Linked DNA regions of Homo sapiens: region 1 is linked to region 2. A link is an interaction called in ENCODE POLR2A ChIA-PET data of the cell type or tissue named here. Cell type or tissue: PC-9. All regions are shown on one strand. Links, peaks and the distances in the headings refer to the core of each region. The heading gives the core; the rest is flanking DNA.

What was found. ChIA-PET counts read pairs that join two places held together with the same protein. Peaks named below come from ENCODE experiments on the same cell type or tissue, not always from the same donor. Only the 100,000 strongest peaks of a DNase experiment are listed, where the experiment ranks them.
Region 1: POLR2A ChIA-PET joins it to region 2 with 6 read pairs; 2 of 35 experiments call an interaction of 5 or more read pairs at or near these places.

What each region holds. Positions count from the first base shown.
Region 1 is chr20:48,544,855-48,548,717 of GRCh38, reverse strand. All of the region lies in intron 1 of LOC105372646 (a long non-coding RNA gene), which reads left to right. Among named protein-coding and RNA genes, the nearest start is that of LINC00494, 190 kb to the right of the region's middle. In PC-9, for the core only: no CTCF peak of the experiment used is centred there; no DNase peak of the experiment used is centred there.
Region 2 is chr20:47,649,518-47,652,017 of GRCh38, reverse strand. NCOA3 (nuclear receptor coactivator 3) reads right to left here. Exons shown (of 23, transcript NM_181659.3): 20 at 742-1,036. Among named protein-coding and RNA genes, the nearest start is that of SULF2, 130 kb to the left of the region's middle. RefSeq lists an enhancer at 2,430-2,500. In PC-9, for the core only: no CTCF peak of the experiment used is centred there; no DNase peak of the experiment used is centred there; H3K27ac peaks cover 1,443 bases.

The DNA of each region.
Region 1 (3,863 bases), core at 756-3,255, 900 kb before region 2:
CCCAGCCTGCGTCGTATCCTGGGATGTCAAGGTTTATTTGTGATAAGGATGGGTGGCCCTCACAGTTCATGGGGGGATGAATTGTTGAAAATCTCACTGGTGGCCCCGAGTCCCATTTTGGACCTATTTTGGAGAGTTATCTTGGTAACCACCTGTCCAGATGTGTTTGTTGGAATTTCTACATCTGTTAAAGAGAGTGTGAACTTTAAAGAGGGACATCATTTGCTGGAAGAAAGTTGCTGAGTCTTCAGATGCTGTTGACTGGGGGAAAAGAGGGATAGGGCGTTTATGGACATGCAGTTTATTACAACAAAACATCTTAACATTCATCTCTACTGACATAAAAATACTTCCATACAGTCTGAAAGAGCAGTTGAAGTAACAGTAATGTGTTTCTTTACATAAATCTAAAGTGGAGATACCTGGCTTCTAAATTATTCTTTCATTTGTGCCATGACATTTACAAAGCCCCTGTTAAGTGTAAGGCCCTGGGCTCAGGAGGAGAGAAATGACTTAGATCTTATTCTCCTTGGGCCCATGGCTCATGGGGGCGATACGACATAAATGGCACACACGATACAGCGGGTTAGTCTGGTGAGAAAAGTCCCTGAGGCTCCGAGAAGGGGGGAATTGCTGGTTGCTGGGGGGATCAGAGAAGGATTTTTGGAAAAGATGCTGTGTCGATTAGCTTGCTTTTTGCCTGCAAGTAACTGAAACCTCTAATGACTCTAACATGGTAAGGGAACTTGTTATCTCCCAGTTCAAAGACCAGCCAGGAGCTGGACCTCTGGGGAGGTTGATTCAGCAGCTTTACGATGTCCGCAGAGATCCAGGGTTAATTGGCCTCCGCTTTGCTGCTCACTCTATTGGCTATGTTCTGAGGTTGGTTCACCTCCTCGTCACAAGACCGCTGCCACCAGCGTGTGAGGCCACATGGCAGTATGTGCAGGCCCATTGGGTAAAGACAGGAGAAAAACTCCCCCAAAGCATGCACTACAAGTCCTTTCCTTTAGTGTATTTGGCCTATTTTGGCATACCTGCCCCCAGCCCTGGGCAAATACCAATCAGCAGGGGCATATGCCGTATGCGAACAGGCTCAGACTGAACAGAATCACCCTGGAGTGGAGGATCCTAGGCCACAGGGGTTGCATGGGAAGAGGTGAACCCCTTGACAACACTGAAGTTATCTTAGGAAAGGAGAATGTGAGCTTGTTCTCCCATTTTTGCCCTGTAAGGATGTAGCAAGAAGGTGCCATAAGTGAGCCAGGAAGCAGGCCCACACCAGACATTGAATTTGCTGGTGCCTCGATCTTGGGCTTCCCAGCCTCTAGAGCTGTGGGACATAAATTTTTGTTGTTTAAGCCACCTGGTCAATAATATTTTGTTATAGCAGCCCAAACTGATTTAAGACTCTGTCTTAGTCCATTTATGCTGCTATAAAGGAATACCTGAAGCTGGGTAATTGATAAAGAGGTTTGTTTGGCTCATGGTTCTACAGGCTATACAGGAAGCATGGTGCCAGCGTCTGCTTCTGGTGAGGCCTCAGGCTGCTTGCACTCATGGCATGGGAAGGGAGCTGGTGTATGCAGATCACGTGGTGAGAGGAGAGGGGTGCCAGGCTTTTTTAACTAGTCATTTCTCACAGGAACTCATAGACTAAGAAGCCATTACCATGGGGAGGGTATGAAGCTCTTCATGAGGCAGCTGCCCCATGACCCAAACACCTCCCTTTAGGCCCCAACTCCAACTTTGGGGACCCCACTTCAGCGTGGGATTTGGAGGGGTCCAATATCCAAACTCTTATCACACACCCTCCCAGGAATCACCTTTCCAATGTCTCTCTCTTGTTGGGGTGGAGGCCAGGGACTCTTGTGGATGTTTGCACACTCGCTTTGAAGCTGTAGAACTGCAGCCATGATTCTGAGAGCTCTGGAAAAGTCTGTTCACTGTCCTGTTATGCTGGATTCACTGTCTCAGAAGAGGACTGTTTCCTGGAAAGAGGCACTTGGAGCAATATTGGTATCTGGGGCTGTCGCTGAGGCCCCTCTTCCATCACAGAGCACCGTCAGTGGTCAGTGGTGTGGGCCTTGTGCTGGCCGGGGGTCCTGGAAGTGGCTCTGCTGTCCTGCAGCCATGGGCCCAGGGAGCATTGATTCTGCCCAGCCTGGCTCTGTTCATCTGTGAGCTGAATCCCAATAGCATCGTTGAGTTCAGGTGATGATTAAGTAAGTTCACACACCCGGAGAGCTCAGAACTGCACTCCCCGGTCTAAAGTAAGCACGGTGTGTGTCAGCCCATTGTCGTCTGCTGGTGCCAGTCAGGGTCCCAGATGAGTTGGGTCAAGAGGCAGCCCAGAATCAGGGCTTTGAGCTTAGGAAGTGAGATTTCTGTAGGAACGCTTTGATATTTAGCCTGTAATGGGCAGCTTTGCTTCTAATCACTCTTGAGAGACAAGCCATCAAACATTGGTTATCCCTAAACTGAGAGCAGAAAGGGCTGAAGGGAGGAATGGTGGCCCTGGCTCCCCCTGCCATGCACCCGCTCTGCCAGCTGATGACAGATGCAGATGGATGGAGGACATTCCAAAGTCGAGGCTCAGGGCTGCTGCCTTTTCTCCTTCTGCTTCTTAATTTAAAAGAATTTATCCCAGAGTCTTCGTTACTACAGATTCCCTGACACTCTGCTGTGGGCTAATTTTTGAATAAAGCATCATGTTTTTTGAGTGCTTTTCTCCTCTGGGTATCCTCTTTTATCTTGAAGCCAGGAAGAAACATATGCTCTCGCTCATTTTTAAACCTTTCCGTCTTCCCTTCATTTTCTGGCTAAACGTCTGGATTTGTGTTTATCTTTCTCTTTCAGGGATGGTGGGTGCTTAAGTTCTGCAGGTTGTGAAGCAGGCTGTAAACACAGGTGACATTATTATTACAACCCCCCATGCTGCCGAGGGGGCGCTGCTCCCACCTGCAGTCCCAGGCCACTTTGATTCATCACGTGCCCCACAAATGTCACTGAGTACCTACTGGGTCCTGGGCGCTGGGTGCTGGGGATGCAGCAGTGGCCAGCACTGCCAGCATCCCTGTCCTCTTGGGACTTACATTCCAGGAGGGGAGAGTGACCTAACAGATGGGAGGGGGTGGCTGATGTTGGACTGGGGTGTCGGGAGGGCTTTTGAGGTGGTGCCGCTTGATCTTCGTAACGAGGAGGAGCCAGTTGAGGGTGGGCATATTCAGGGACGGTCACTCTTGATAGAAGGACCTAAGGTGGGACAAGCTGAGGTGGAGAGTAGGACACTGCAGTGAGGCTGGAGTGACCGAGGGCAAGTGTGAGGGGAGCCTGGGCAGAGATGGGAACTGAGAGGAGGCAGGACCTGATCAGTCTGTCCTGTGATGGGGGCACTGGAGGGTTGTGGTCAGAGAGGTGCCTGGAGCTGATTCAGCATGAGAAGGATTCCTCTAACTGCTGTGTGGGGAAGGGGATGCTCATGAGCAGGAAGGGAGGCCAGGGCAAGGCTGGGCAGCCATCCAGGATTAGCAGATGCTGGAAGGTGGAATGGGAAGCACATGTTCTGTAGAGCGTAGAGTGCCACCTTCTGAGGGACGATGGGCCAGCACCTGCTCTGGGCTCTCAGGGACATCCGTGGCTGCTGATTGTGGTAAAGATGGGGGATAACCTCAGAGCTCCTTTCCCTGGCTGTGTTTCTGCAGGGAAAGGTCGGATGAAGGGAATGGAATTGATCCCAGCATGAAAAACACATGATGCTGTAGGGCCAGGAATGAAGAATGAAGGTCATGAGAATGTTATCAGATGCCATATAATACTCAATATAAAACCAATCAGTAATAATCAGAAGTAATCAATATAAA
Region 2 (2,500 bases), core at 1-2,500:
TCTCAAAGGCTGAAATGAAGAGGTATCTGCATCACTGTAATAATAAATCCAGGGCCGGGCACGGTGACTCACGCCTGTAATCCCAGCACTTTGGGAGGCCGATGCAGGCAGATCACGAGGTCAGGAGATCGAGACCATCCTGGCTAACACAGTGAAACCCCGTCTCTATTAAAAATTTAAAAAAAAAAACAGCCGGGGGTGGTGGAATGCACCTGTAGTCCCAGCTACTCAGGGCTGAGGCAGGAGAATCACTTGAACCCGGGAGGCAGAGGTTGCAGTGAGCCAAGATCGCACCACTGCACTCCAACCTGGGTGACAGAGCAAGACCCCCATCTCAAAAAAAAAATAATAAATCCAAGTCACCAAGAAAATCAACTTAAAAGCCCACAAAGTGCATTCCTCTCACTGACTTGACCAAGCATTCAGAGATTAGAGAGTTCTACTATACTGGAACATACAAGAAGGGGCAAGGGGACAACTTTGCAGTGTTTCTTCCAGAGTTTGGGGACTCTTAATGAGTGGGACTGAAAAAAATATTCAACTATGACAGGATACACCTGTCTCAATTACCTGTGTGCTGCAGCATTTTTGTTTTCCAATCATTTAAATTAATTTGGTTTTCCTTGTGAAGTAAAGAGGGAGTGAATCGTGTTTTTGTCTTTCATGTGCAATAAATGTAATGAAGCTTATGTCCTTAGTAATGTTAACTTGGGGAAGGCACATTTTCATTGTCAGATTTACCATAATTTGGTTGATATGGAAACTGTTGCGGAGGAGCTTGTGGCATTGTGGGTCCTGCCAAAAGCCCATCCATGCTGGGGGAAGCAGTCACATTAGGAGGTGGGCTGAAGGCCTGGGTTTGCTGCTGTTGCTGCTGTTGCTGTTGCTGTTGCTGTTGCTGCTGCTGCTGCTGCTGCTGCTGCTGTTGCTGCTGCTGCTGCTGCTGCATCATCATAGCCACCCTCTGTTGTCGGAAGTGATGACTTAGCAGCTCTCTGCTGCGTTGGGCGACCATTTGAGCATTAAGAAAACCCTGCTAATACCCAAGAAAGAGTGCAATTACATATATATAGCAAGAACCTGCCAGTTGCATACATATAGTACCCCCACAATACACCAGGTATAAGACAGAAAACACCCAGGGCCTTCTTTTTTTTAACAGGGTCTCACTCTGTCGCCCAGGCTGGAGCGCAGTGGCACAATCTCGCCTCACAGCAACCTTCGTCTCCCAGGTTCAAGTGAGTCTTCTGCCTCAGCCTCCCAAGTAGCTGGGATTACAGGCGTGCACCACCACTCTGGCTAATTTTTGTATTTTTAGTAGAGATAGTGCTTCACCATGTTAGCCAGGCTGGTCTCAAACTCCTAACCTCAGGTGATCCGCCCACCTCGGCCTCCCGAAGTGCTTAAATTACAGGTGTGAGCCACTGTGCCGGCCAAAACATACAATTCTTCACATAAAAGCTTTCTGACCTGGTGCAGTGGCTTACGCCTGTAATCCCAGCACTTTGGGAGGCCAAGGTGGGCGGATCACTTGAGGTCAGGAGTTCGAGACCAGCCTGGCCAAAATGGTGAAACCCTGTCTCTACTAAAAATACCAAAACTAGCCAGCCTTGGTGATGAGCACCTGTAATCCCAGCTACTCAGGAGGCTGAGGCAGGAAAATCCCTTAAACCCAGGGAATTGACGCTGCAGTGAGCCGAGATCGTGCCACTGTACTCCAGCCTGGGCAACAGTGACTCTCAAAAAAAAAAAAAAAAAGCTTTCTGGCTATTGCAAGGGGAGGGAGGGAGAACTGAAGAAGAGGGACCTGAAAATTATTTGGGGTTAAAAGACAAAAGACAACACACTGTCAAGCTTTAACATGACTAGAAACATTCCACAAAGTAAGAAAACATTTAGGGGTGGAATCTGAGGACAAATTTTTCAGGAACTATGAAAGACAATTACAGGAAAATGAGGATTCAGTGTGTTGGGGTGGTGGAGGGCTGAAACATGAAGCCAAAAAAAATAAGATGGGGTTATACTCAGATAAGCAGGGGTCCACCTCAGAAAATCTTGAACTTTCTTTAAACTTTCAGAAAGAGGTAAGGGGCAAGCAGAAGCTATCTGGAGGTTCAGAAGGTGACATAACTGAAGTACAACAAGGAAGCTGATTTCAGCTCTACTAGCTACGGGTCATCTCCAAAAAGCAAGCTTTTATCATCTTTCTGTAGGACATTCTAGCTCAGCTTCCACAAGATGTTTTATTATCAAGAAAATGTAAATATCAGTACTTCCAAGTAGGCATAAGACAATAAAAATCGAGCATTTCACAGTTGCTTTTTAAAAAACAATTATAAACGATATTTCAAATCACAATAGAGGATTGCTGTGTGGTCATCTGCCTCATGCACATTAAAAAAACCCCTCAATACTGTCTCCACCACTGGCTGGAAGTAGAAGGGAATTTTAATATCCCCTCCTACTACAAGAAACAGGTCATCTCAGAGGCTATCACTGA